6 separate regions of the Mus musculus genome follow, and regions 2, 3, 4, 5 and 6 are each linked to region 1. A link is a loop called in an ENCODE intact Hi-C map of the cell type or tissue named here. Cell type or tissue: left cerebral cortex. All regions are shown on one strand. Region 1 overlaps Iqschfp (Iqcj and Schip1 fusion protein). Region 2 overlaps Iqschfp (Iqcj and Schip1 fusion protein). Region 3 overlaps Iqschfp (Iqcj and Schip1 fusion protein). Region 4 overlaps Iqschfp (Iqcj and Schip1 fusion protein). Region 5 overlaps Iqschfp (Iqcj and Schip1 fusion protein). Region 6 has its middle 42 kb from the start of Mfsd1.

What was found. A loop is a pair of places that touch in the nucleus more often than their neighbours do. Peaks named below come from ENCODE experiments on the same cell type or tissue, not always from the same donor. Only the 100,000 strongest peaks of a DNase experiment are listed, where the experiment ranks them.
Region 2: it touches region 1 in a loop (2.0-fold over the local background); 3 of 42 quality-filtered maps call a loop at or near these places.
Region 3: it touches region 1 in a loop (2.0-fold over the local background); 3 of 42 quality-filtered maps call a loop at or near these places.
Region 4: it touches region 1 in a loop (2.0-fold over the local background); 3 of 42 quality-filtered maps call a loop at or near these places.
Region 5: it touches region 1 in a loop (8-fold over the local background); 33 of 42 quality-filtered maps call a loop at or near these places.
Region 6: it touches region 1 in a loop (2.9-fold over the local background); 7 of 42 quality-filtered maps call a loop at or near these places.

What each region holds. Positions count from the first base shown.
Region 1 is chr3:68,540,932-68,545,931 of GRCm38, reverse strand. The region is part of intron 5 of Iqschfp (Iqcj and Schip1 fusion protein); the gene reads right to left. All of the region lies in intron 2 of Schip1 (schwannomin interacting protein 1), which reads right to left. Among named protein-coding and RNA genes, the nearest start is that of Gm22073, 4.3 kb to the left of the region's middle. In left cerebral cortex, CTCF peaks have their summits at 1,487 and 2,551 (motif pointing right); DNase peaks (open chromatin) are centred at 2,604, 2,814, 3,261, 3,691 and 1 more place; H3K4me3 peaks cover 403 bases; H3K27ac peaks cover 1,523 bases.
Region 2 is chr3:68,341,955-68,346,954 of GRCm38, reverse strand. All of the region lies in intron 4 of Iqschfp (Iqcj and Schip1 fusion protein), which reads right to left. All of the region lies in intron 1 of Schip1 (schwannomin interacting protein 1), which reads right to left. Among named protein-coding and RNA genes, the nearest start is that of Gm22073, 200 kb to the left of the region's middle. In left cerebral cortex, a CTCF peak has its summit at 2,928; a DNase peak (open chromatin) is centred at 3,002.
Region 3 is chr3:68,385,785-68,390,784 of GRCm38, reverse strand. All of the region lies in intron 4 of Iqschfp (Iqcj and Schip1 fusion protein), which reads right to left. All of the region lies in intron 1 of Schip1 (schwannomin interacting protein 1), which reads right to left. Among named protein-coding and RNA genes, the nearest start is that of Gm22073, 160 kb to the left of the region's middle. In left cerebral cortex, no CTCF peak of the experiment used is centred here; a DNase peak (open chromatin) is centred at 2,586.
Region 4 is chr3:68,375,260-68,380,259 of GRCm38, reverse strand. The region is part of intron 4 of Iqschfp (Iqcj and Schip1 fusion protein); the gene reads right to left. All of the region lies in intron 1 of Schip1 (schwannomin interacting protein 1), which reads right to left. Among named protein-coding and RNA genes, the nearest start is that of Gm22073, 170 kb to the left of the region's middle. In left cerebral cortex, a CTCF peak has its summit at 2,616 (motif pointing right); DNase peaks (open chromatin) are centred at 3,385 and 4,735.
Region 5 is chr3:68,057,416-68,062,415 of GRCm38, reverse strand. All of the region lies in intron 4 of Iqschfp (Iqcj and Schip1 fusion protein), which reads right to left. Among named protein-coding and RNA genes, the nearest start is that of Schip1, 4.9 kb to the left of the region's middle. In left cerebral cortex, CTCF peaks have their summits at 986 (motif pointing right) and 3,073; DNase peaks (open chromatin) are centred at 3,051 and 3,977.
Region 6 is chr3:67,622,691-67,627,690 of GRCm38, reverse strand. No RefSeq gene overlaps it. Among named protein-coding and RNA genes, the nearest start is that of Mfsd1, 42 kb to the right of the region's middle. In left cerebral cortex, a CTCF peak has its summit at 2,914 (motif pointing left); a DNase peak (open chromatin) is centred at 2,829.

The sequences.
Region 1 (5,000 bases):
GGAACTCCTAATTAGAGATCATCCACTCAACATAGATACAAACACACACTAATTTGGAGGAGGGGGAGGAAAAAAAACCCAATCTACAAAAAACAAAACAAAACAAAAAGCCAACCCCCCAGGCAAACAAGCAAACAAACAAAACCCCAAAAAAACCGACAACAACAAACCAGGAAAACGATAAAGACAGAAGCATACAAAGAACAACATTCTAAAAATCCTTTTTAAAAACCCCTCATATTGTTGTAATCTTCCTGGTGGTTGGTTCTTCCACAGAACCATAGACAGCACTTAGAAAAGCATGCTAACCTCTCCACGTACTGGGACACAGGACAAATGCAGATGCAAACTCAGATCATCCATAGAAGGCAGAGGGAGGGGACAGGGAGAAATGGCATCGGGGCAGGGGGAGATGAATACAAATATGAGCCTATAATGAGATATAGTCAGGGCTGGTAAGACAGCTCAGCAGGTAAAGGGGCTTGCTGCCAAGAGTGATGACCTGAGTTCCATCCCCAAGATCCACTAGTAGAAAGAAAGCTGAACCCCAAAGCCTGTGCAGTGCGCTCTCTCTCTCCTCCCTCTTTCCCTCCATCCCTCCCTCCCTGCACACACACACACACACACACACACACAGAGTCCACAACTTTTAAATGCTCTGCAAGTGTCTTGGCTTTTTACAGCTCCCACTTAGCATTGACTGAATACAGTCCCAGTTCCCATGTCTGCAAGAAATCTATGTGTCACAAAGATGAACTCCAAGGTTGTCCATGGAAAGGCAGAACAAATACCTAATGTCTACCATCTACATCAAAGGCTTCATAGTGGCAAACTCACTTGGTGTGTCTAATCTAGTGACAGGCACAAGACATGCTGACGTCTGCTCGGCTGTTCCAGTCACTGCACACAGCCATAGCTTAGCTTCCTCCCAGGGCCTCACTTAGCCACTGAGGCTGCAGCTCATCTGTGGGCGCTCTCCTCCACTGTGGGAAGAGGCAGCAAGGGCTGGACGAGGCCATCCCAGCAGTGGATGCATTGGCCGCTGGGCAGCGAGCGGTGTGACACTTGGTTAGCAGCAACAGTGGCTCTGCTTGCTAAAACCAACCAGCTGGCAAACACCTGCCTGTTTTCCAGAACATTCCTCAGTTCCCAGATTGAGAGATTCTATCTGTCCTTCAGTGCCCTCCAAAGATCATAGCTGTTCATTTCTAACCCCTGCTTTGTGCAGAATTCCTCCTAGCTGGAGAGCTGCCTCATTTCACACGTGCCTTAGAAATTGGCTACAAGCAAAACAAATCAAAGACAGATTCTCTATTTTTTTTCCCCCTTGGGTGTCATCTTCTTGTCTCTGTCTTCCCCCTGCCCCCTACAACTCAAATCCGGGAAAGCAGGGGAAGTCTTGTGCCTCCAAGCACACAGGCCAGAGGAAGGCTGGAGGTAACACATCTTCACCAGCGGCTCAGGTCTGGCTCCCAGTGGCAGCACAAGCTGATACAGTGTAATAAAAACCCACACAGTGAGCCCACAGCACCAGTGTGGGCACACTGTAGCTAGCCCACAGCACCAAACAGCCACTCAGGTGTATCTTCTGGGATACTGGAATACTTTGTATACCATACAGTTTACAAACACAATTGACTGCTCACTTTATCACAGTGTCTTATTTATGTGTTTGCCTGCCTATCTATCAATCTACCTTTATTTATTTAATTACTTATTTTATTTTAAACCGTTTCCCTACAGTCAGGCTGGTGGGGAACTTGCTATATGCAGCCCAGCCGGGCTTCCTACTTGAGCTCCTCCTGCATCTGCCTCTTCAATGCTGGAATAATAGTGGTGGTCTTCATCTACCCAGGCACTATCCACTAAGAGTGTAGGTCTTCATCACATACCTACGCCCTACCTCCAAAAGGATATCCTGCGTCCTGGGAAGAGACCCACTTGGACATGATTAACAGAGATGACCAGATCTGGACCAGGTTTGCATAAAGTTCTTAGAGTAATGGTCAGGAAAGCCCCAGCATGTTTGCTTAGCCTTTTGTTTTTGAGATGGGGAAATCTCACTTTATACCCCAGGCTGGCCCTAAAACTCACCAGTAGTTCAGGCTGGCCTCAAAGTCACAGAAACCCCGCCTTAACCTGTTATGTGTTAGATTCACAGGTAGGAAGCCACCACATGGGAGTCTGTGTGCTGTGTTATTTTTTAAAAAAAATTAATTCATTTATTATATGTAAGTACGCTGTAGCTGTATTCAGACACTCAAGAAGAGGGTGTCAGATCTCCTTACGGATGGTTGTGAGCCATCATGTGGTTGCTGGGATTTGAACTCAGGACCTTCGGAAGAGCAGTCGGTGGTCTTACCTGCTGAACCATCTCACCATCCCCCCGGGTGCTGTGTCTTAAAGTGGATCAGAAGGCTTCTCATTAAACTCATGGTTTATTTGGCTCACAACCACCCTCTTCTGTGAATAGCATAGCTCTGGGGCTGCTTCTGTGAGGGAGGAGGTGGGAAGTGAGTCTTTAGATTTTACAGTCAATGCTTTATTGAAGACACTAGGGGTCAGCAGATTCCCAAAAGTTGTGAGTGAAACCAGGAGCCCTGGCACCTAGGGCGGGGCCCGGTGCTCAGGGCGTTGCTGGAGAGATGCCCACAGCAGCCCGAGTCTAATTACTATTGTAGCCCCTTCCATATACAGGCCCTCCTCTTAGCAGTAACTTTAACTTTCATTTGGGTGCCTGACGTCCTCCTGCAAAGCCTGGGTGCTCTGAGACGATGATCTGATGCTGGAGTTTGTGCTGCAGCCCAAGCTAATTTACATAATACCTCCCACAGCATAGCCCAGGCTGCCAGTTCAAAGAAATATGACCTTATTTGGGCAGTGAGAGCCAAGAGATAAAATGGGATGGAGGTGGGAATGAGGGTAGGGGCGGGGACTGAAGAGGTGGCTCAGCAGGCAACTAAAAACCAGCACTGGTCTTGTAAGGAGGACTATTCAGTTCTCAGTACTCACAAGCACCCATAAAGATTGGGGGAGGGGAAATCTAACAGCTTCTGGACCCCGCAGGACAGGCACCTGCATTCACACATTTGTATACACACATACAAACTTAAATAATTGAAATAAACTAGAAGATTGAATGGGGAGAGGCAAGGAAATTTGCTAAGGACAACTGATTCTTCTGACAGAGTTCCTGGAAGTCCCCCTACCCATCTTTTCTTCCAATTAGATAAGAAACTTACTCTGGAGTCATATGATCCATACTCTGGCAACAACCAGGTGTGGCAATGTGGGATAGCTATAAAATGAAGCTGACTGCAAGAAACACAGCAGGGGCTTTAATAAAAATGATACAGTTCTGAGAAAAATTCTATTAAGTAAAAGAAGAAAACACATTCTAAATCATGTGTGTGTGCAGGTATGAGTGTGTGCAGGGGTGTGTGTGTGTGTGTGTGTGTGTGTGTGTGTGTGTGCATCCCATGCTGGAAATAGAACCCAGAGCTTTGTGGAACGGCTTTCTTCCCTTGAGCTTCAGCCATATACCCAGAAGCGTTTTCTAAAGAACGTCCTAGCTGTTTAAAAGCCAAATCTCTTCTCTGTGAAGCCAGGTTGAATATGGATTTTTTTCATATTTGCATTTAGTGGCAACTTACATAACACACTGAGGGGACAAAGCGTTTCAAGTGGGAAAGCAACTGAGTTGTATGTTCAAAAGCTGCAAGTTTCATGCCAGACCAACCTGTACTGGGGGGACACCAAAACTCTGCAGGATGACTTAAAGGCCATGGACCCAGCTCCTGACTGGGGAGGAGGACGTTATATATACTCAAGGCTTCTCTCCTTTACAGTTGCTGTGCAGAACGTATCATTGCTGGTTCATCTTCCTTCCCATGTGCTCGTCAGTAGACGTGGTTTTTTTTTAAAGTGTTGATCAAAATTATATCCTCTTGTTTTACAAGAGCAGGGAGCTCCTGCCACTGTGCCTGGAAAGCCGAGAGGGTGGAGGACAGGCCTGCACTCCAGTTGTCTTCTGATGCCCATTGCTTATCAGCCCGAAGCAGTGTCAGGCCCTCAGAGCTCAAAGGCCTAGGCATTTCCTTCATGTGCAAAGACGGTTTGCTTTGGAACTCAGCAGAGAATCAGTAAGGGACCAAAGGGATCGATCGCTAACACAGCCAGCTCTCCACAGCACTGAAGATGGCATCTGTGGATCAACTGCAGATAAAAAACCATTTCTAAGAAGGATCGAGGGTAGGTGTGGTGGCCAAGAGCACTGGCTGCTCTTCCAGAGGACAGGGTACGGCTCCCAGTGCCCATACAGTGGCTTTCAGCTCTCCCTCACATCTTTTCTGACCGCCTTCTGCACCATGCCTGAACATAGTGCACAAATACAGTGAAAGCAAAGCACTCACACACATTAAATACATCTTTTTTTAAACAACAACAATGATGACGACATTTAGGCCTTCTAAGAAGGTTCCTGGGGACTCAAGGTGCTTACTGCCAATCCTGATGACCTAAAACCAATCTCCAGGATCCCCTTCATTCCTGCAAACTGTCCTCTGACCTCCACTCACGTGCTATAGCGCACACATGCAGACGTAAATCAATGTCATAACTTTAAAGCTGTGTCTGTGGTGAACATGTACAGATCTTAACCTTGTGATTATTCTCTAAAGAGCTTAGTGTAAAAACTTGCATCATGTTTGTTCCGTATTTGTTATTCTATGCAATCGACCAAGGGCTCATCATTTGGGGAGCTGTAGGTAATGGGCTGCGCATGTACACTACTTGGGAAATGAGCACTTGTGCATCTTGGTAACCATGGGGAGTCTTGGGATAGTCCCCAGAGGATACCAAGGGATGACATATGACTCCAGGGAACAGGCAAAACTGACGCCACCTCTCAACTTTCCTTAGTTTATTCCATTCTAAAGACCTCTTGAAGAGGTAGAGTTCCATCAACTCCGTTCAAATTGTGGCAATGCTCTTGGAGTTGG
Region 2 (5,000 bases), 200 kb after region 1:
TTGGTTATGAAAAGAAAACTTACATAAGAGAAAATGAAACCCCTTGTTGGAAAGGACCCCTGTCATCTGGGCAAAGAACTCATGCGTTAGAGTTGCAGTTGGAGAGAGCTGCTGTCCACATCAAATAGAAGAAGGCTCATGCCTCAGACTCTTAATTACTGAGCAAAGGGAACTTAATTTTTTGTATGTATTCCTCTTTATCTAAAGATGCATAAGAATCTGAGAAAGCTGAACTTCATAGACGCTGGCCCCTCACTGCCTTTATTGAAACCCCAGGTCTAACATATCATACTTATATAAACTTGGGTAAGTTATATAACCTCTCTAAGAGTGTGATTCCTCACCTGTGAAATGATGTTACACAATAATGACATCTTCCCCACAGGGACTTAGAAAAGATTTAGTATAAATACATTTGAAATGGTGAGCAGCTCAGGTTTAGCAGGCATTATTACCATCTAGATACATCATCCTTGTCCCACCATCACTACCACCATCACCACCACCACCATCACCACCATCATTATCTAGAGACCATGGTGATTACAATCTGCAGAGGAACATTGTCCCAGTGGCCTCTGAGCTCTTATTATTTTATAACTTTGTATGAAATCCAGTTATTTTTGTTCAGTACTTTACTTTATAGGACATTACAGTTTGAAAAAATAAGCACAATAATTATATCAAGCACAAAATAAATTAATCAATTTATTGATTATTTAGTTATCCATTTTTTTCTGATGTCTAATTAATAAGTGTTTTCAGTGTGGCTTCATGTCTTTTGTATTTTTGTGATTGTTCTGAATGAATAGTGTAGTTCACCATGAAGTAGGACTTAAAGGTTTTTCTCTAGTTGATAGCATAAAATACAAAAAATCAAAATACATAAATAGAAAGTCCAATTTTTATGTCTTTACCATATGTTGCACTTTTGAGATAGATTCATCCAACAGTATCTTCAATTTTGTCTTAGAGAATCTCAGAAATAAAACATGCAGATGTTGGTCTCAGTTAATAAAGCAAATCCATGGCTTTGTTATTTATCAAAGTGAAGAAGTGTTTTCTTAGCTTCAGCAATGTCATTTATGTTGTTAATTATCGTTGTCTTCATCTTTGTCCAAAAGGAAGTTTTAGTTCTGATCTCTTTATATTCATACTGACTTGAAATCTGGCTTTTAAAAAGTTAGGAAATTCAATAGTCACCTCACTTAATCAAATAAACTAACACGGGGAAAACAACCATGGCACGAGCCTTTTAATAAGATAAGAACTTGGGTCCAGAGAAAAGACTTTCCTGGCTGAGAAAACCATTCATAGGTATCTGATATTTACTATTCCTGGGGACGATGTTTTAATATTTACTGCTTTGACCTCAATATTCTAACTCTGAGGACATTTTTAGTATAATCATTGCAGCTAGGGTCACACCAACATAAAGTAATTAGGTTCATGAAAACACTTTCTGGATTAAGACCTTTAGGCCAACTCTACTTCCCAATTAATCTTCAATAGACTGTGCTTAATGATTTGTAAGTTCTTTCCATTTTCTTTTTATATTACTCAAATTATTTCCACCAAGATCAATTCTTTTCACTAAATCTTATGTCAGTATTCATTTTTGTCACTGATAAGTTACTTTAAAAATTATTATAGCTTTGGACACAGTTTTTCTCTTATACTCATTATTTATGCAAAGTGAAGTTTCCTTGGAATAGTATATTTTTTCACTAATTTTAAGATAGTAAATTTTAGCAGTATATTTTTAGTACTGATAGAGCTTTCAATCTAATAGTATGTTAATCATTTCTATCAAGAGTATTCTTGAGGAATTTTTAAAGTTTTACAATGTTCAGATCAGAGCCGTTCTGTCTGTTCCTTCAAACATCACTTGTGAATGAGAGAGAAACTTACGATTCTTTCTTTTCGGGAATATCAACCATACTCCAGGGCAAGCCCGGTGCCCAGGAGTAGTTGGCCAATATAAATTGGACTTCATGGGGTTTGTGAGATTTTTGTTTTGTTATTTTTGGCCTATTACTTATTTGTTTTAATATTCACTTTTTGAGAGGGGGAATGAAGTTGAATGAGCAGGGAGATAGAGAAGGTCTGGGAGGAGTTGGGGGAAGGGACATCATACTATCAAAATAAATTGTATGAAACACTTAAATATAACATGAAAGATTTTTTTCTAGCTTTTAAAAATATATACAAGACATCATTATTATTTTCCACAGTCATTCTATTGTACAACATAGTATAAGATTGCATCACTTACTATGTAACTTAGTATACAGTGACTAACTTTTATTGAATTCATAATGATTTTTTTTTGTTTGTTTACAGCAGAGGGTCTTTACCTCATAGTAAACAAAAAGTAGTGAGGGAGAGACCAAAAGGAGCCTGTGACTAGATACAGCAGAAGGACACATGTCCAATGAACTACTTTCACCAAATTGCTCCATTTCCTATCATTTCCAGGACCTCTGGAACAGCACCACCCCCGGGGGACTGACCACTTCACCAGGAGGTTTTTGCGGACAATTCCTATTCAAGCCATAATGGTAGAGTTTCAAAACACAAGCACACCTGCTGTGATGGGCAAGGCTGATTTCTGAGTTCTCCTTCTGATTGCTACCTATGATCTTTGCTAAACAACACCAAGAATGTTACAACTCCATATTGCAATGCTATTTAGAACATGAATTTCAGTTAATCCACCCTCCGTGTGAGCAAAGAGGGTAATGGCTTTTTCAATGCCATTCTATACTAGAGCATGGGTCCAGGCAAAAGATGAAACACTACGCTAATGACAGCTGCGGGAGAGATAAACCATCTTCCAGCTTCAGAAATTGTCTGCCAATAGATTTGGTTTCAAGCTTCACATGATGAGTGTTTGATGTGGAAAGGAAACAGGGCACCCTAGTGGAGACAGATGAAAGGGGGAGGCCACAGGGGACTCCCTCTGCAAGAGGCTTGGAACTATATCTGGTGTTTCAAGTGTGAAAACAAACTGGGTAGATGTCTTAAGAACAAGGAAAAATAATACTGAATCCAACTCCGAAAAAACAAAAACAAGAACAGGTCAGTTGCGGCCCATCACCCTCTACAAGAGCTTGGATTCCTGCCTGGTTGATGAACAAGAGAGAAGGTGGTTCCATTGCTTCCTGAGGCTCTCTGTTGGTATTGTCCTCTCAGTGTGTCCCCCATAATGCATTTGATATCTGCCGCACTTTGCCACTGCACTGCCACCTCAGGATGAACCTCTACACTCCATTACTTGTTTCTCTTGCCTAGGGAGAAGGCTGGGCCTGGCGGAAGAGCACTGGGCTTGGGGAAAGAGAAGCTGAGACTGAATTTAACTTTGCCACGTACTAGCTGTGAGATCCTGAGCATGCCTAGCCCATTTAAGGCTGGGATTTCTCATATAATAAATGAAAATAGTATCACTAAGAGCTACGGGGGCGGGGGGGGGGCGGGTAGTTACATGAGGCGCTTTTTGGGATTGCCCAGTGTATAGCTGATGAAGACAGACCTCTCATGGTCTAGATCAGTGGTTCTCAACCTGTGGGTCATGAATCCTTTGTGGGTTGAAGGTCTCTTTCACAGGGGTTGCTCACTGTTTTCCAGACCTACAACCTGCTTGCTTACTGGACAACCTTTGCAAGCCTGAGTTCCCGCAGGCCCTACCTATGTTCTGGACGACTCCTACTCACCATTGGAGCATCAAGAGCTCTTTCTCTCTGGAACCTTTCTGATGTCTCTACTCCACTGGAAAATTTACAAGCGTCATACTTCTGCTGGGCATTGTGTATTCCTTGATTATAGATTTTTTTAGTTGAGGAAATATATCTTCTCAGTAAGATGGAAATTTTATAAAGGTAGAGATTTGACTTTTATTTTGAATCCCTAGAATGTACTGTTTTCCAGGGTTATACTTAACCTAGATACGGTAAATGACTATGGCTTAAGAAAAAGTAGGCTAATCAAGCCAGTTGATTCTACACTAAGGCCAACAAAAGGTAAACGGACTGGGTATTGGGCTTGCCCATCATTATGGGTAAATTAAAGGTAGAAAGGAAAGAAATTGGGGGATTGGTGGTCTTATTTAGAACACCAGCAATCTTCTCTTTGCTAGAGAAAGCATTTAAGCTGTCTATTTTAGGGTGAAGATGCTAAGGCACAGAAAGGTAAGGACTTTGTCCATTCATTAATGCCAGAGACAGACTCTTACTGACCTCTCTTCTACAGAACTATTTCCCTTGAATCTCATTGCTTTGAAAAGATCCTCAAATGATTTCAAATATTGGGATATCCAAAGACTGACACTGAGGCAGGATGGATTTATTCAGGAGCACTGGAAATCCTGAGAAAGTTATCAAGGCTCTAAAACTTGGCCCCAGTCTGCTGCTGCTGCTGAGAAGAGAAGGTGAACAGAATGAGTGGAGTCTTGTGACTGGCAAGATGGCACATGTTTGGTCCAAATGCTGTAGTAATTTCATGGTCTACTGTCATGGGAACTATGTGTTCCTTCATCTGTTTATTCCTGATCATTTCTACTTATGTCTTTGGGGTTCATTTTTGACAAACATACATGTTAAGTGTTTGATTTATAAATTCTAGTATCAGTGTTGGAGACAGTATGGGAATCTACACCTATGAATTTAGGCTTTGATTCTCTAGATGTAGCAAGTTGGATCATTGCCTACTACCATGTCCATCTCCCGGACTTCTGGACGACCTCCCTTGCTTCCAGTGCTTAGTCAGACCAATCATTCCGCAGTGCTGAGCTTTAAAGGGCATTGGCTTTTGCCTTCACCTAACATTTTGAGTCATTTCAGTGGCTTCTTCAGGATCCTTGTGGCCTGAGGGCTCATCTCCTCTCATTAACTTTATGTGTCTCAGTGCTCACTCCCCAGGACTCTAAGTCATGTGCGGGCCTCTGCTTCTACAACTGCTACCTAACCCTGCTTCACACTAAGCTAAGCCACAAATGGAACTCA
Region 3 (5,000 bases), 160 kb after region 1:
AATTCCAACTCAATTCTTCATAGAGTTTGAAAGAGCAATTCTCAAATTCATCTCACTGCATTTTCTGCTCAACTACCTTCTCTCTGGCATCTTGGATGTCTCTTTTCCCAGCTTCGCCACACACTGAACTCATTTGACTTATGGCCTTGTTTGAACTCTGAAGCATTTGTCACTGTCCCTTTCCCCTTATTTTTGAGTTTCTTGTTTCTCTTGGCTTTTTCTCCCAATACTTACTTCTGGTTTCCCTTCTTTCTTTCTTTCTGCTTACCCATTTTCTACCAACTTCATGCTTAAGTCTAAACTCTCAGTATGATTACTGTATGGCTCTTTCCTTGGATGTCATGTGTCTTTTCTTTGCACTCTTGACCCTGGTTTGGGGACTTTATGTCCTTCTCTTTCTTATTTGTGGAGACTTTGCAGTTTCTAGCACACACTGCTCTCTTATCTTCCATGCCCATGCAGACAGTGGCTCCCTTGCTCATGATGTTAATATTCTGCTCAGACCCCCTTTAGGCCCATTTCTAGAATTTCTGTATGTCAAAGTTCTACTCTGCTCTCCACAGCCCACCATTATAATTGTTCTGTAGAGGCTGCCTTTGGCTTCCTGGTACTGCTTTGCCTGAATGCATTGAAAGATGCAACTTCTGTGTGCTTATGTGTCTTCCATTTCCCTGTCTGTCCCATTGCCAACTACATGACAGTGACCATTGAGTAGAGAATGTGAGAGACTTGTGCCTTACATGGTGTGGTACAACCAGGCTACAGGATGGAGTTAGAACTTACCAGAGTATTCTACAGCTGAGGAAGAGAAAGAGTAGACAGAGAAAATGTGTAGAACATGTGGCAGGTTTGACTCCTGTGAAGAGAGGAAGAAGGAGGGAGGACCGGGCAGAATAAGCCTCAGACATAGCCTGAATGGCTCTCAGAACATTCTGGAGAGTCTAATGTGGGGTTCCAATGTAGAGGCTGCTTGTAGTGGAGGCTTAGAAGCAAATCATATGACCCTATCTGTGTTCAGTTGTTAGCTAGTGGCTGCCCGGGAGGCGTGTGCTCTTGGTGAGAAGTTGTTGCCGAGGAACACCAGGAGATACCTGCTCTCGCTCAGTGTACCTCTAGAAGATGGACCCCAAATGCTCACTTCTCTGGCTCCATGAGTGGAAGCTGTAACGTTCTGTTTGCCCATTGGAGTTCTCTAGGATCCAGGCTCAACCTTATACTCTAGAACATTTGCCTGAGATCACATCCTTGTCTGACCCCTGCCTTGCTTCTTCATCAGTCTTTCTTCAGCCTTAGCAAGCTCCACAGAAAGAAGACCCTCCTTTATTAATCAGCTGCAGGTGGCTTCAGAGAACCCGATCTAAGGCACACAAATGTATCATACTTTTTCCCCCAGAAACTTAATAATCACATGAATCCTATTTTGTGGGGAGCCAATGAAGTCCTGAGTATATATTTACAATTGACAAGGGCACAGTCATGTCAAGGACCCCGTTGCCTCAGGTCCATAGGAATGGCAAGGCTTTCCTCCGTCAGGCCCAGATGGATGGAGAAACCTTCCTCTGGCCTAAGTATGCATGTTAATGAAAGGTTAACATTTAGCTGAAACCAGTAACTCCAGAAAGAAAGAAGGGACTGCAGCTTCCTCATGGATGACTGCAACCTGAGACTGTGTCCCCCCCAGAGTCTCCTCCTTCTCCTCATTCTGTATATAATGAATGAGTTGAGTTTTTGGGTTGCTGTTGTTACATCTCCACCACAGTGTGCATGGCCCACCAGATCCCAGCTTTTCTGTAAGCGTGCCTGTTATTCCCATAGCTAGGTCAATCCCTAAAGCACCACTGGCCACATCAGTCTTTTCACTTAAATCTTTCATTTTTCACAGCAAGCTGCACCTCCATGCACCCAGTTACTCAAGGCTGAAATCAGCACCAGTCCTTGATTTCTGTCTGTCTTTACCTTATGCACAAGGTTATGACAAAGGCCAGTTTCACTTGCATTTTTTTCAGCTCTGAAATGTCTGCAATGGGAGACTGTCTCCCTACAGCGGCTTTACTGAGGTTAGCTTACCCGTCCTTTCCCCCCTCCTATTCTCCTTTTCCTCCTCCTGGTCCTCTTCCTCATTCTTCTGTACATAGTGAATGAGCTGAGTTCATGGTGGGTCACTACTGTAATCTCACCTATTAGGGAGGACTACAAGTTGAAGCTCAGCCTGGGCTACATAGAGAGACAGTTCCAAAACAATGTTTTTTCCCTTTTAATTTTCTTGGGCAATTCTGTGCTGGTTAGTTTTAGCTGTCACCTTAATATAACCTAGAATTAAGTGGGAAGAGATCCACAAATGTCTGTTGTGGACATGTAGGAAAATCTGGCCTCTTGCGGGCAGCATCATCATTTCAGTTTCTCCCTAAGTGTTTGTTTCCAGCTTATTTTATCATAACAGAAATGAAACCAGAATACCTTTCTATGCCGTGGATCCCTCCTTGCCGTCTTTATGCTAGTGAATCTCCTTGGATATCCTAGCCAAACCCATGTCCCCAGCACAGGCCAAGTGAGCTCAGCACATAGCTGGTGTCTGGAGGAGGAGGCAGAACCCATAACTCATTGCCAAACTGTAGTGGTCATTCTGGAGGTGGCCAAGCTGTCTTTCTACTCATGAGTGTGAAATGGGATTTGCTTTTACAGTAATGTGCTGCTTTGTTCTGGGATGAACCTTTTGAGTTGCTGCCTTTGGTTAGAGAAATCTAAGGAAGAAGCCAGTGTGATCCGTACTCTTTGTGCAAAAGAAGTCCTTGGTTTTGGATACAATTGTAGGTAGCATTCCTTGTTTTGGACAAAGGGTGACCAAAGCCTCAGGCTGAGAAGAGGGGAGGTAACTGAAGGAGCATGGTTTCTCTTATTCCTCTCATAGAAACTGTCTTGCCCTTTAAGAACTTCTAAAAATGAAAACAAATATCCTGTACCTTCCCCTCTACTTGAACATACAATATACTAGATAAAATTGAAAAGAAGATCAAGGCAGGTAAGTGTTGTACACCTCAAATGTGTGGGAGCTGATGGTCTGTGGTCTAGAAGCAGGCAGATCGTCAGGGAACTTAGGGTCAGCTCTAGTTACAGCCCCCACCCCCATTAAGCTATCAGGTGAAGCCCTTGGGGGTGGATTGTCTGCTCTCACCTGCATTCCCAGAGTCTCCAGACTATAGCAGCCATTCAGGATTTTTGTCTCTTTGGTAATTGGACTGTTGCAGAATGCTTACTTTCTACTAGAAAGGTTAATAAAACTGATATTCTTCTAATTTTGTAAAATATAACGCAACCTATCCAACCAAGTTAGCTTGAATTTGATTGGATTACTCAGTCATTAGAATTGCACTCCTCCTTGCTTACTCTTGAAGCAAGAAGCATCCTTCTGGTCCTGTTCATTGGACAGTGTGAGAAGAGTGTTAGCGCTAACCCTCCTGTGGTCACTAGTGCAAAAGAAAAATAACTTTCACAGAGATCTAGATGGCTGAGGAAAAAGATCAAGAGGAAATGTGTGTGTGTGTGTGTGGGGGGGGCATTCATCTCTCAGTTGTCACAGATAGCCTGGATGAAGCAAAGAAAATGACCATTTGTGGATATATAGATACATATTCAGTCCACAATATGTAATAAATATTTCCATAGATCCCCATTAGCTACCCACCTCTTCTGAGACATTTGGTAGGCTGTATTGATACACACACACAAAATATGCAAAATGAAATTGAATAGAACTGTGACCATTACTGTCCGCTATCAGTGTCACTGAATTTAGAATCACCATGGAAACACCTCCGAGTGCTTCTGCGAGGGTGTTTCTAAAGACCATGGTCTGGGGACCCAGACTGCTAAATCAAGCTGACTGCTACCATCTTCCTCCCTCATTTAAAAAACACAAACAAAAACAAAACCCCTGCATGCTAAGAGACAGCATCCTTGGGCTCTCAGCTCTCCAGTTTCTCACTGCTGGTGGACTGTGTCCCCAAACTGTGAGCCAGAGAAAGCCCACCCCTTTGTAATTGCTTCTGCAGGTATTGTATCACAACAACAAGAAGAAAGGCAAGTAATCCAAGGAGTAGAGTAAAAACATCACTCAAAAGTCAAGGAGATACTGTTTAACCTCAAACAATTTCAGACGCTTGGTTTATTGGAAGCTTAATATAACTCAACAGGGCAGCTCAGCTGCCAAGAAAACACCTTCTGTCTTTGGTTTGAGCTAAGAATTCATGATTACAGGTGGAATGCTGGGAAGAGAGGGTGGTCAGATTACAGTCTCACTGAGACCCGTAAGCCATATCTGGAATGGAATTTCCCCCACTGAGCAGGATTGAACCCTGAGTTGCACACACGGCAGGTACATTCTACCATTGAGATTTGTATCTCTGTGTTGCTGGTAAAACTTTAAAAGACATGTACACTGGCAATTTCTAAATGGTTTTATGCTTAGTTGGGAAAGTAGAGACTATGCTTAAATTTACTGGCACTACTGTGAGGAAACAGGTGACAGTGAAGGACATGAGGACCCCCTCTGCCTTGTCCATCAACTTCTGCCTCTGTGCAATTTGGGGAAGATTGGCTCCTATAACTAAAACATAAAGTCCAATGCATGTTGTGTGATGAGAGAGTCCATGCCAGATTAAATATGCATTAAGTGACTATGGAAGAAAACATCAATTAGAGAGGTAGAATGTGGGGGAAAAATGAGTCACAGAGGAAATGAACCATCATGCACAACCCGGCTCAGTTCAATGAGGAAGAAATCTGAAGTTAAAGAGTCTTGCAGATAGACAAGGATATTCCTACTCTGATCATAGCTCAAGAGCATTAGGTATTTATATATTCTCTCTCCTGGACCCCTAAATCTGTGTTCACTAAACAATTGCATCACAAGCTTGCTTCCCTCATAGGCTTGCTTACATAGAGAGAATGCACTGGTTGACTCATCGGAAGATTCTGGGATCTGTGATGGTAATAGCTTCCAT
Region 4 (5,000 bases), 170 kb after region 1:
GTTACAGGACATAAGAACTTGGATCCTCTCGGGAGGTGCCTTCGAAACTCTTGCTGTTGTGAGCATCGTTAGAGAGCATCATCTGGTCTATCCTCACATTTAGTTAGCAAACCAAGGTACCTGGTATTACAGTAAGCATCTCATTAATGTAGAATGTGAGGACAATCCACTGTTTTCTGAGTCAGCCTTAATCTTAGCCAGACTCAGAAGGAGAACTTGGTACTTGAGAAGATGAAAATATTTCATTTCATAAGTGACACAGCAATAGTAATAGACATTAAAGAAAACTATTTTTTTCGCTTAAGAGGATTAAATCCCCAGGACTCAGCAGAACATTTCAAGTGACCCCAAACATAAATGAGTTAATGCAGTTTATACTACCAATTATCTGGTCAAAGCACCACCCTTCAGAAAGGTAGACCAGCCCTGGAGAAACAGGCTTGCCTTAAGCCACAATAAAGAGAGAGACAGAATAATTATCCTTTTCTGTACACTACTGTACTTTTCTTTTCCAGAATTCCCACCCCACCCCAGAGTAGTCCTTTCACTGTTATGAGATGTGGCTGGGTCTGTCCATCTTTCTGAGTACTGACTCAAAAAGGCATAGTGATTTCTTTTTTATTTATTTTGGCCTTTTCATTACTTGCCAGAGAGAGAGCCTAAGTATGTCTTTTCAGGATCTCTGGGTCTCTTATTATTTCTCTCAGATTCTCTCCTCTGTCATGTGGCTGCTTGTCTCTCTGTGGCTGACCTCCATCCTGGCTTGATTCGACTGACACGGCTTTCTTCCCGCCTTCTCTCCTCCATGCTCCTCCTCCCTGCAGCTGCTGACATTTACAGCTCGCCCGTCCCGCCCTGGGGATTTTCCAGTAAACTCTAATAAAACTGTCCACTTTGAATAAACTTTGGTTTTGCTTGATTTTCAAACCTTTCCTGCCTTTTAATTCTTTAATCAACAGAGAAAACAAACCCGTTCTTGTATCCCTTGACAGTACCATAAGAAATGTAAATTCTATGTGACATGTTAGCATTTCTTCCCCCTTTGTATAGCAAACTGTGTGTGTGTAGAATGGGAGAGAGAGAGAGAGAGAGAGAGAGAGAGAGAGAGAGAGAGATCTTTGGCTGGCTAGATTTTACAACTTGACACAGGTTAGAGTCATTTAAGTCATTTAGTAAGGAGGATACTCAACGGAGAAAAATGCCCCATTAGGCTGGCCTGTAGGCAAGCTTTTGGGGCACTGTCTTGATTAATGATTAATGACTAATGTAGGTGCCCCTATCCCTTAGGAGGCAGTGCCACTCTCTAGTGGCTAGTCCTGGATAGTTTGAGATAGCAGGCTGTGTGAGCCATCTGGAGCAAGCCAGTAACAAGCATTCCCATGGCTTCTGCTTCAGTTCCTGCTTCCAGGTTCCTGTCCTGACGTCCCTCACTGAGAGCCACTGACCTGAGACTTGTAAAATGAAACAAGCCCTTTCCTCTCTAAGTTGATTTTGGTTATGGTATATTATCACAGAAATAAAAATCCTAACTTAGGCAAGTGTGTATTGTGATACTGAATGAATTATATGTAATCTCTAATAATATCTAAATTCAGCATGTCTTGGTCTTAATTATATAGACATAAATCATTTAATATTTTACTTATTTTCCCGGAGACAGACCATTTTAAGTATGATAGAAATATCTTATAATGGCCAATTCTGTTTTTTTCAAGTGTTTTAATAGCTAGTACATGGGAAGTTTTTCTTCCTCCCTCCCTCCCTTCCTCCCTTCCTCCCTTCCTCCCTTCCTCCCTCCCTCCCTCCCTCCCTCCCTCCCTCCCTCCCTCTCTTCCTCCCTCCCTCCCTCTCTCCCTCTCTCTCTCTTTCTTTCTTTCTTCCTTTCTTTCTTTCTTTCTTTCTTTCTTTCTTTCTTTCTTTCTTTCTTTCTATTGTTTCCCCTCTCTCTCCCTCCTTCCCTCCCTTTCTTGCTTGCTTGCTTAATTGAAACTGAGAATATAATGCAATGATAAATTTCAAAAGGAAAATGTTAGTTATTTTACTTTCTATGACTTTTCTGAAGGAGCCCTTTAGCCTTTGCACATTCCATTCATTTAACCATAAGATTTCTGGGAGACTACACACACCTGAAATTCTACACCCACTTAATGAGTTTCCATCCTCCTGTCTGGAATGCTTTTCCTACCTGCATAAGGTCTCAATGTTCTGGTGAACCTAGCAGACAGGCTGCTCAGACCTCCCAGTTCCTATGGTTACCTTCGAGCAGCTGCTGTTTCTTGGGGCGTATGTATGCGCTCTTCCTACAGAATCCTTAGGCTTTGCTGCAGGCACCTGTATCATTGTCTATTCTCCAAGTCTTGAGCTCCAAGAGAACCATGGTTGCATCTGTCTCCTCTATTTCTACCGTTTCAGTGTCCTGTCCAGCAGTACTCTAGCTCCTGAAACACGCTATTAAAGAAGAGTGAAATTTAAAAATCTTGTGAAGAATAATTAAATTGACTCCAAAGTCTAATGTAGACTAGTCATAGTAATTGAATTTCTGTCAAATCATCAGCTGCTCCCGCATTCAAGAAACCTTTCAGCTGTTGTAACCAAACACCCTGTATTTGATTCATGCCAGTAGGGGGCTATCAATAATTTAATTCTGTCACAGCCTCAGAATGAGCAAAAGAATTCCAGGTAGTTATCTTTTGAGAGCATGAATAGTTCAAGCTACAACTGACAAGTATTGGAAAGGCGAGATAATTTGGCTGTAGTTCCTTCTTTGAAAATTGTTTATTTTAGCCTGCTTCTATCATCTTACATTAACAGCCATAGTTCAAAAGGAATTATTACTTTAATATACTAGAATTCTCTTCTGGTCCTAGGCAGCCATGCAAAGCATGCTTTAAAACTATAGTCCCTTGATAAATTTATTTCATGCAAATTTGACTCTGGATAAATATATAAATGTTTTCACCCGTAAACTCACACTTCAGGTCCTGCTGGATTGGCACATCTCATGTGCCAATTGCTTCCTCATTTAAATTAAGGGAGGAAAACAGCTGTAAATTTTATGACCTAGATAAAAATCATATTTCTTTGCAGTCTCTTACTCTTAGAGCTTGATAACTTAGGTCCTGAGAATTGATTTAAAAAAAAACAATCTAATTTCCTGCTTGCTATTTATGGATTTCTCTCCTTCTCTGTTCTTCAATTAGCTTCAGCGGGGAAAGCAGAATAGCCAGTGTGATGTTTATAGATTTGAGTATCTCGTGTTAATTCAAATCTAAAATACTGCAGAATGAGAACACCAGTTGCTGGTTAGTCTTCGTTGTTAACTTGATTGGATTGTAATCACCATGGAAACACATCTCTAGGTGTGTCTGTGAGGGCATTTCCTGAGATAGTTAACTAAGAACAGAACACCCACCCTCGTTGCTCCATCCCTGGGGGCTGGGGTTCCAGGTGAGCACCAGAATCACGCTTGCTTCCTGGCTGCAAAGACAAGATGTCCCTTTGCTCTAGCCATCGCAGGAAAGGCATGGACTACACCCCCTACTATAACCCGGAACAGATCTTGCTTCCTTAAGTTGATTTTGTTAAGTATTTTGTCACAACATGAAAAATAACTATCAGAGCCACCAATGAAATCTTTTATCTTCTTCAAAAGACAACATTTTGGTATGAATCCTTTTTTTTTTTTTTTCCTGTGACTCTTCTCATCTGCCTCTGAAACTAACGAACAAAACAGTCTCATGTTTCTCCCGAAACATCCATTATGTCAATGATAACCCCATTTTTCTGGATGGAAGACAGTTGAATTGCTGCTTCCTTTTATCAAAGACTCTTGGTTCCCACAAGGGACAATATTTGTGATTCCAAAAAGCTCTTCCCACCCTAAAGCTTGGGAACTTTCAGACTAAGTTGAAATGCTGAGTTAAGAGGCAGTTAACACACTGAGGTTTGTCAAGGGGAGTGAGGAAGTGGGACTCGCAAGGAAGAGTGGTTTGTCATTCATTTATGTGGTTATCCACTGGCCCAGAAGCACGGTGTCACACAGAGGAGTTGATTCTGAGTCTCCCTGTGCAAGATGGAATGGAAATGGGGATGGAATTACAGGGTAACCATGCTGTAGACAGAGGAGACTCACAGACCAGTGTGAGGCCTACGACTAGGACTCTGCCAGTGGTTCCCACACTTAAATGCTTCCCAAACCTGTCGGTCACTCTTCTTGCCCCAGCTTTCTGGCTGGAGATGGTTCTCCCTTCCCCCATAATCCTGCAAATAAAAATCAGGAAACATGCACAGGTTCAGAGCACTGGCCTTGGGCAGCTCTTTGGATGGATCATTTACTAGACAGTTCTGGTAAAGAAATATTTGATTTATTGACCTCAGATAAATGATACAAAAGGGAGAGAGTCACCGGGAAGCACACTGGACAGTGTGAAGGGAAGTGTCAGGGAAGATGTATATGTACAGAGGCTCCATTCTGGAACTTAAGTTTGTAGTGTCTTCAGGAATTTCTGGCTCTTCTTATAAAGTACAAAAGCCTGAGTTGTATGCCGAGCTTTTTATGGATCAGGTGGAGCTGTGGCAACACTGGAGTGCAAGTTTAGTTCCTTTGTTTGTTACCCATAATTTCCAGCTTGTGTTGTCAAATTTGCATTTGAAGGCGCTATTAAACCACAGCATCAAATCCGATCATGGTTGCTGCAAAATACCAGAAATCATAAGAAATGGGAGAAAACTCTCTGGAAAGAATGGCTCCAAATGTGGTAATTATGCAGAACGGTGACGAGCCTCATTCACACATAATGTCTACTTTGGGTGAGGGAGGAAGTGCTGTACAAACAAATCGGAGAGGAACCTGCAATTCCCATCAGCTGAACGCTGTGCTGACGCTCCTGTGGCCAGACAAGCAAGTATCAATTTGCAGTGGAGCACCGCACCGGGGGAAATCTGTCAAAATCGGTTTGTAAGTCATAACAAAGGAAGATACATTTAGTTTGTTTGTCTTT
Region 5 (5,000 bases), 480 kb after region 1:
TAACATCTGCTAATAGCTACAAAAAGTACTATTTCTGGTACCAGGTTCTGGAAAATTACACCCTAGAAGATGTTGTGGAAGTTAGATTTTATTAATAAGAAAATATTTCAAGTCTACACAAGAAATAAAGAAATCTGAGTATCTCCCTTAAGTTACTGGTATGTTTGTTACAAGAACTGCCAGTCATGCCTAGGGAATTATATAGAGTCTGTGCAGGTATACAAGTTGTAAGGCTTGCTTGATTTAGTAGTGATCACCATGTCCCAGTGTCTTAGTGTGGTAACAAGGTGCACAATAGCCCCTCAGATAGTTTGCAGAAGGAGTGTGGAACTAACAAAGTGGATTTAATTCAGGATGTGAGTAACTCTGCCGTCTTATCCCACCACAGACATCTCGGTTATAATAGGCAAACATAGAGAGCCGAAGGACCAAAAGATTTCCAAGCAAAGTAGCTATAAGAGTGGAGCACATCCAGTCTTCCCACATCCCACTTCTCTTTGGACCCTAGCATGTTCTTCATGCGATCTGGTGAGGTCTGGTACAATGTTAATGAGGGCTCAGTGTGCATGTAAGACAAAGAGCCATCTTCTGTCACTTAAGCTGTAGAGCAGGGACAAGACCATGGTGAGGACAGGTGTCTACAACCAAGTGAGATTTCTTTTCTACCGTGTTTATTGAAGGCACATTACCTGGTGACTAGTGCTCTGCCATCCACACACAGGTCTTGATATTAGCTTTCAGATCCCAATGGCATCTTCATTATATTAGGAGAGTAAACGAGTCAGTGATCAATGAAGTCACAATTTTGTACATCAGTCAATATTTAAGGGTTAGCAATTTAAATTTTTATTTATTTCTTGTTTTAGAAAATATCTGTTTTTAGTTTAAAATTGTATTATTAACAATAACAATAATTTATTTTATTTTTATGGGGTTTTGCCTGCCTCTATATACATGTCTGTGAACCACATCCATGCCTAGTACCTGTGGAAGCCAGAAGAGGGCATATCTCTCCAGGGCTTGACCATGCCCTCTCAAATATGGCCTCTTTTTCCTTAATCATTATTGGTGTGTGTATGTTCATAAATATTCAAATGCAGCCTGCTAAGTCAGTTTAGTGTTGCCTGTACTTAAATGATTTGGGGATGACTACTAGGTATTGGGTAACCAATTAGAGGCTCGTATCCAGAGGAAACTACTTTTCCACCTGTCAGCTGTCATTACATGCCTGTAGTTCTTTGTCTAGGAATGAGGTCCCATGAGAATTTCACCTTCCATATTCTCATGTCTATTGGTGCTGTTAATGTTCATGTCTTGTTTAAGTAGCCATATTGTTGAAGTATCATAGCTTTCTTGTTATATCTAGGAGGTAAAATCTCACAGCATAATTTCTGACCCCTTGGCTCTTACAAACTTTTCTCCCCGTTTCTTCCACCACAGTGTTCCCTGAGCCTTGAAAAATTTTAAACCCCAAACCAAAACAGCTTGTTCATATTTTAAAACCTGCCAGGGTAAAATTATCTTCAAACAATAAAATTAAGAAATATTGGGGGAAAGAATTTGTATTATCAATGAATATTCAAAGACTTAAAGGGAAATGTGTGAAGACGTTTTTATACAAAATATCTTTTTGTACACTGTCATACATTGTTCTTTATTACTAAAATAATTTCTGAAACTTTGTTCATTAATTTTCAATCACTCAGTTTCAAGAGAACGGGGTCTGCTCTATGTAAATAGGAGTCTCCCCCCTTTTCTCATATGGTTGCTCTATTCTCCGTGCTATTTGTGGGTCTGAGACACAGGGTGGGAGATGAAATTTGGATACTGAAACACTAAGACTCAAGAGACCTAAATCTGTAAAAGCTGGATACAAGCCTATAACTTGCCTCTGACCCGGAAAATTTGGGTTGTTAAATTATTAAACATAACACAAGGCTTTCATTCTCTATAATTCCAACACTGGAAATTGTATTGGAAAGGGTCACTACAAAGCCTCTTTCAGGGCCCAGTATGCTCTTCCCCCTGAGTGGGCATGGCTTGACTGCAAATCCCTTTACACACCAGATTCCTCCTGGTGTACTTAAAATCTGGATATTAGAGATCCAAAACGAGTAATCATTACACGTGATGTGAGACTGACTAGCTGTAGCTCTGCCTTCAGGGGCATGGTTGACTTTAGAGTGTTTGGAAAGCCTTGGCGGATCTATTGAATCCATGAATGTCTAGAGACTCTTGCTAAAAGCTAGAGCCACGTGGACAATGCCAGTAATCAAATGAGCTGACTGCCCCTTTCTCCAGGACAAATGAGGCACTAGGATCTTCAGGTGGTCCAAACCTTTTTTCTTTGAACTTGCTCAGAACTACAATCCTTCTGCGTGGGACTGGGGTGATCCGTGGAACCTGGGCTTTCTGCAGCTGCTGGTATGAAGAGAACCCCTCACTCTGCTTCACAAGGGTCTCATAATCCTCTGGAAAGATGATCCGCAACTCCTCCACTACGTGTGAAGTATGGTCTCTCGGGAGATGTCCACTCATGCAGACACAAAGACTAAAATTTTGTTTCATTCTCAGAAAGTCAAAGGCTTTGGTAAGAATACATGCTTAACGATGTACACTTTTTATTATGTCGTTATCATACTATGCACCCACATATACACATGTTCATTCTAGGACAAGCTGATTCTGATGGGTTAATTTGGAGAATCTCAAACAAGTGTGGGGCCCCATTCAGTACCAAGTCAAAAACCTCCTCCCTGTAGTGTACACTGTTTTCAACAGTGCTATGGAAATGAGAAAAGTGCACTGAATATCATCAAGAACAGATTCAACTATTTTTTTGAGAGCCTCTAGCCCCCAGGCTCTGTGCTGAGTTTTACAGACAGCATGTCTTTTAATCTTCACAGCAATACAAACCACCTGTGAGGTGGGTATTACTTCCAGTGGCAGATGAAGAAGGACTTCTCAAGTGATGTCTTAGATGCACAGAAACAGTGGGGACCCCTATTTTAGCCACATGGCTTTATCAGACCACTCTCAGTCCCTGTACCATACTGCCTCTTACAGGCAGGAAGATGACATGACACCCACCCAGAGGAAGTGACCATGTCTAGGAGGGCAGAAAGGGTCTTGGCAACCATGTCAAGCCAAATGGGATTAAAAACTTGTAAAATCTCAGCCTTTGTCTGCCTGAGTGCATGCTAACGACTTCTACACAGGTCACCATCTCAGAGTCTGTGTCCTCCTAGACAAATCACAAACCACAGGTACTTTCACTTTGTACTGGTACTCTGACTGTTGTTCTTGCAAAAGAAGAAATGTTTCTGAGATAGAAAAGGTAACTTTTCCTCACCTCGACACTTACCATTTCCATTCCCCAATTACAGTTGCTATTCAAATTTCTTATTTCTAAACCCAAACTTTCCAGTTACAACATGATACACTACAGTATGAGGGCACTTAATATGCAAATTGCTAACATAACTTAATATTATCTCCCCTCCTGTTGCTCTTTAATTTGGCGCTGAATAGCTGAGGTTTGAGATTTTAATCAAAGAGCACGGAGTAAGGCAATTTATAAAATCAAATGGGCTTTTTCAACTGTTTCATTCAGTGTTTAGAGCTATCAAACTGTAGTCTTACAAATGCACTAGCTGATTGCTGCCCCTCCTCCTTGAGCATGCCTGAATGAAGGCTTGCTTTCAAGCTGTGTGAAATGATGGAAGACAGAAGTGGGCAAGCTCTGGTCCGGTGTGTAACCCAAGGGTGGCTACTCATCTTTCAAATTTCATTTCCATTGTCTGTAAAATGGAGATAATAATTGTGCCTCCTTCTCGTGGACACTGAGAGGACTGAATGAGGTAACCCCTGAGAAGTGTTAGCCAAGAGCCAGGCATGTGACAAATCTTCAGTTCTTCTTAAGGGGGAGTTGAGAGCTCATGCTCAAACACGCCCGCTGTTCCATATTTTAAAGCAGACACATTCTGGGCTCTATATTAATCACTGTGTTCTGCCAAAACAGTGAGCAGAAGCACCCAGAAGAGCCATTCTCAAGTCAGTGAGAGGATTCAGTTTGGATCAAGGAACTGGTTCCCTATGGGATGCACATCTGGGACAGGCAGTAACTGAAGCTATGACCGTGTGTGGGTGGAGAACAGCTGATCTAGCTCCAGAGACAACACAGGCAGTCAAGGAAACTGGACAGGGTCTAGGCAGTTACAACAAGAGGTTCAGCAAACTACAAGAGGAGCACAAGTCAGGCCTAGGGACTCTCCCGGAGGGCTTGTGCTGAAGGTTTGAAGAAATAAAGAAAGGATAATACGATGTGCCTGGCGGTTTGTAGCACCAAAGCTCTCAATGGTTTTGTTGGTCATTTGTAGAACCTGCTGCCTTTAAGACAGGAGCATCCTGTGCCTTGCGTAAACTTGAGCCAACTCACAGTGGGCAGGGAAACCAAGCCTCCGAAACAGGGCCTTCTGAGAGCGGTAGAGGGCTGTGTGCTTGACAGGTTGCTCAGAGTAAATCATACTAATTTTCTACTTTGTCTTTATGTGGGCTGCAAGCCCCAAAAGATGTAAAGATAAGTTTCTGTAAGGGGTCTTGCTGCAGTGATGAGTGATGACCATGGAATATAGAAGAACATTTATCCAGTTATATTGACTTCAACCCACTAAGCACAGGTTTGTGTTGTTGTTTTTTTTTTTGTTTGTTTGTTTGTTTGTTTGTTTTTTTAACATTGTGCCTTGTAGGATAGGGCTATAGCTCAGTGGTAGAATACTTGTAGACCTACATAGGCTTGATGCCCAGCACTGAGAGAATACAATTAAGTCTTGGATATTTGCCTATCTGACACCCTGGAGGCTTGGAAACAGTTCAATATCTAATATTGCTTATGTCTTACATTTTGTGTGTGTCTTATTTTGTACAGTTGCTGTCACATGATTGTCACCGCTAATATCAAAGTCATCGATATGATCAATGGCCCCTATTAGAACTCTGAT
Region 6 (5,000 bases), 920 kb after region 1:
TGGTGGTGGTGGTGGTGGTGGTGGTGTTTTGTTTTACATCTTACTCTGAAGCTAAAATTTCTGACTTCCGAGTTAAGTTTAAAATTATCACACACTTCTACAATGGCTCAACAAGAGCATCATGTCTGCCTTTCTGAAGCAGTATCAGCTCCAGAACCATCACTATGACAACACAATATTTCCCATCCATCCCCATGTCTACCCTGACTTGAAACTGCCAGCCATACCACATCCTAGTCAACGGAAAATAAAAGCCCTCAAACTGCAATGTGAACTCACTATAAAAGTGATGTATTCGCTGTGTCAGATTCAGAACAATTAAGATACTGAAACAGAGCCAAGGTACAGAGCAGTCAGGAGCCCACACTGTAAAATACAATACAAAATCGTTTCAAAGCTAGCATACATATCTAACTACAACTCCACATAGACTATGAAAATGGGTAGTAGATCATCACTATGATTTACTTAACAATTTCCTTCAACGATACATTCAGTTGTTGCCCCTGTAGGGCATACACCCCAAGGCACACATCCTGTGGAAACTTGATTCTGTGGTTAATACTGACCCCTACATTTGCTATGCTTCTTCCTACACTTACATATACAGGATAAACTTTAACTTATTTTTTTGTTGGATATTTTATTTATTTGCATTTCAAATGTTATCCTTTTTCCCGGTCTCCTATCCCATCCCCCCTCCCCATGCTTCTATGAGGGTGCTCCCCTACCCACACACACCTGCCTCCCCACCCTGGCATTCCCCTACACTGGGACATCAAGCCTTCACAGGACCAAGGGCCTCTTCTCCCATTGATGCCTGACAAGGCCATCCTCTGCTACATATGCAGCTAGAGCCATGGGTCCCTCCATGTGTACTCTTTGGTTGGTGGTTTAGTCCCTGGGAGCTCGGGGGGGTGGGGGGGGCCTGTTGGTTGATATTGTTGTTCTTCCTATGGTTGCAAACCCATTCAGCTCCTTCAGTCCTTTCCCCAACTTCTCCATTGGGGTCCCCATGCTCAGTTCAATGGTTGGATGAGAGCATCCACATCTGTATTTGTCAGGCTCTGGCAGAGCCTCTCAGGAGACAGCTATATCAGGTTCCTGTCAGCAAGCACTTCTTGGCATCTGCAATAGTGTCTGGGTGTGGTGATTGTATATGGGATGGATCCCCAGGTGGGGCAGTCTCTGGATGGCCTTTCCTTCACAGGTGGGGTAGTCTCTGTTCCACACTTTGTCCACATATTTCCTTTAGACAGAAGGAATTCTGGGCTCAAAATTTTGATATGAGTGGGTGGCCCCATCACCCAAACAGGGGCCTTGCCTATCCTCTAGATATGGTATCTACAGGTTGTCCCTCCCCTTTGTGGGGTACTTCATAGCAGCCTTATTTATAATAGCCAGAAGCTGGAAAGAACCCAGATGTCCTTCAACAGAGGAATGGATACAGAAAATGTGGTACATTTAAAACAATGACTTCATGAAATTCACAGACAAATGGATGGAACTAGAAAATATCACTCTGAGTGAGGTAACCCAGTTACAAAAGAACACACGTGCTATGTACTCACTGATAAGTGGATATTATCCCAAAATCTTGGAATTCCCATGATACAATTCACCAACTATATGAAGCTCAAGAAGAAGGAAGACCAAAGTGTGAATGCTTCAGTCTTTCTTAGAAGGGGGAATAAAATACTCACAGGAGGTAGAGGATGGGAGGAACTTGGGAGGAAGAGAGGAGAGAAAGGGGGAAAGGGTGGGCAGAATCAGGTATGGGAGGAGATGGGGATGATATGCAGAGGGTCAGGAAATTGAACAGAGGTGTGTAGCAATGGGGGATGGGGAACTAGGGGTAGCCACTAGAAAGTCCCATATGCCAGGAAAGCAAGAGCCTCCCAGGACCCAACAGGGATGAGATAAGCTGAACTTTAATTTATAATGAGGCACACAAAGTGACTAATAGCAGTCAGTAATAATAGAACAAAACAACAATAAAAATATAATGAAATCTTGTGCTTTGAGAACATTATTGAATAACATGAGGGTTTCTTTGACACAAGTGCTATCGTACTTCATCTGATAGCCTAAATGACTACCAAGTGACTAGCAGGCAATTAGCTTATGCAGAGTGTATATACCTGACAGAGCTGATTCATGGGACAAAACAGTATAGCAAAAAAATCCGTCACACTACTCTGATGGCACACAATTTAAAACTTAGGAATTGTGCGCTGCTAGAATTTTCTATTTCATACTTTTGGACTGTGGATGACATCATACAACTGTCATCTCAGAAAGTAAGAATGAGGATAAAGGGGAACTACTGTGTTCTGTTTAGTAGCTTCTCTGATTTGAAGTAGTAGTCTGTGGCACATAATGAAGGCAGTACAGACAGTGAGTTGTGTAGTGACTTGCTATTTCTTTACCAAGCCTTGCTTTTTGGGGAGTGGGGGGGGGGGCAATTGTGGTGGAGTTAAAGAGATAAAAGAACATTCCCCTGACGTCTGGTTTTATAAAAAGAAGCCCAAGCTTGCCCTGAATGAGTTGCCCCACAACATATAGTTCTCCTGAACCTTAGACTCTCTGCTGAAAAATGAAGAGAATAATGTGTCCCGTGTTTACCTCCCAGAATATTCTGTACAATAGTCACCCACCATAAAGACCCACTCTCAGCTCACTGTAACTCTGTTTGTATGAAAGCAACATAGTAACGATAGATCCAGACTGATAAGTGAAGGGTTTGTTGGTAGGATTAGGGCAGGGGGGTTGGGGGGCTGAAGGTCCTCAATGGTCATGTCTCTTCTAAGGCCATCATGCTGTAGACAGCCCAAACCCCATTCAGGTTTTCATCCACATGAGGGTGAGGAGTGGGAGGTTGAAAACTATCTGTGGTCTTTATTGCCATCCAGTGGTGAGTTTTCAAAATAACATCAAATTATTTTCTAGTGCATTTGAAACAAAATTAAATACAGATAAAACATTTGTTACATTAATCTACAGTAGAATTAATGACACCCACATCCCTACCACTTAAAAAAAAAAAACCATAAACCAGGTGTGGTGGCACACGCCTTTAATCCCAGCACTCGGGAAGCAGAGGCAAATGGATTTCTGAGTTCGAGGCCAGCCTCGAACTACAAAGTGAGTTCCAGGACAGCCAGGGCTATACAGAGAAACCCTGTCTCGAAAAAACAAAAAAGAAAGAGAGAGAGATTGAGAATAAAAATAAATATATTGATACTCTGTGTGTGTGTGTGTGTACAGATAGATGCATAGGTACATTGATATATAAACAGATAAGCATACACTAATGATTTTTGGAAAACAAAACTTGGTAGAAATAAACACTTCCTGTCTGGGGATGTTCATGACTCTCCAATGAATAGCTTCCTATATGAAAGGGAGGCCTCTGGGGACTACATGTAGCTCAGTGGTGATGGTCAGGCATGGAGTCCTGCTTTCAAACTCTATCACCTCACAAACAGATTTAACAGACAAATGTTTATCTCTACACAAACGAGTGAGTGAGAATCTAGTGGTGTTATCATTATTATTATTATTACTAATTACTTGAAACACTATGCTGGCCTCAAACTCACTATCCTCTGGCTCAGCTTTCTGAATATTATAAACAGCACCTAAGAGTTCTTGGGTGGGGCCAAAGCCAGTGATCTATGCAGAGGGCTGCCCATCAGACTGAGGCCCACAATGTGCTGACGTTCATCAGCAAAGCAGAGGTATTGCTTGGTTGACAAAGTTAGTCACGTGTGTGAAAGGCCAGGTGAGGCAGCACTGAGTCTCTCAGCTTCTCTCTGAGAGCTTGTCACTAATCTCAGATGACAGCTTCTCAAGAAATAACTAAGCATCTGCCAGTACCCTGGCATGAAAGATTACAGGGAACAAAATGAATGAAAAATATGTTTATTTCCCTCTGCAAGCCAAAAAAGCTTTCTTCTTGTTGTCCAGTAGACTTTAAATCCAGTCAGAAGAGTGGTGAACTGTTGGCATCCTGAGGTATAGAGGACCTCCATCTCTCACAATGTCCGGACCCAGTCTTTGCTGTGCCTCCAAGGCCCAGGCCTCACCATGCTGGTCCCCAGCACTCAAGAACTTGAAGGCCCAACTCCTCCTCAGGCTTGTGTCTCACATACAAGGACTCAGTACCTCCTGCCTCAGTAGTGTCTCTCCTTCTGCTCCCTATTCTATGTCCATCCTTGTTGGCTTTTCTGGGGCAGAGATGACTCACCCCTGCATCCTGCAGCAGTCCCTCCTGGTCTGACTGGTTTCTTCATGCTCCAGGACACTATGTCTATGGCATTATCAGTATCTTCTTCAAAATACATCTGTTAGAAAGGGTTTCCCACTAGTCAGGACAAATCAAATGCAGAGATCATTACTGCATTAGTAGAATTACTACAGTTGACTCATGCTGTCTGACGTTTCCAACAGTGTGATATCTGGAAGTTGGGGAGCAGGGTTCTGATAGCAGGGCTCAGTCTGAGAGCAAACATGTGAGAACTGGGAGTCTGTAAAGAATGTCCTAGAGTCTAAAGGCAGAAAGTCTAGAGTGCTGGTGTCCAAGATCAGAAGAGGGGACTTCCAGTTCCAGTGAAGAGGGTGGATTTACCTTCCTCAGCCTTTTGACTGACTGGGCCCTCCACCAATTAGATGGTGCCATATTGGGTAAGGGAGGATCTTCCTCAATCTGATTCAAATGGCAGAATCCTCTGAGGAACTCTCACAGGCAAAATTAAAATAACCATGTTCTATGGGCTCTCTGGGTTTTCCTGCTCAGTCAGATGCACTCGAGAGATGAACCGTCACAGAGCTTATTCCATGACTACCCTGCTTAGGAAAGTCCTTCCTCTCAGACCTGTTGCCGGCTCTACCATCTTCAGCCATGTGGGCCCTCTGTGCTCGCCATCTCTTCTGAATGTCCCTCAGCCTGTCCTTGTGTGGCTCACCTTCTGCTCAGCACCCTTCTGTGTCTTCCTCTC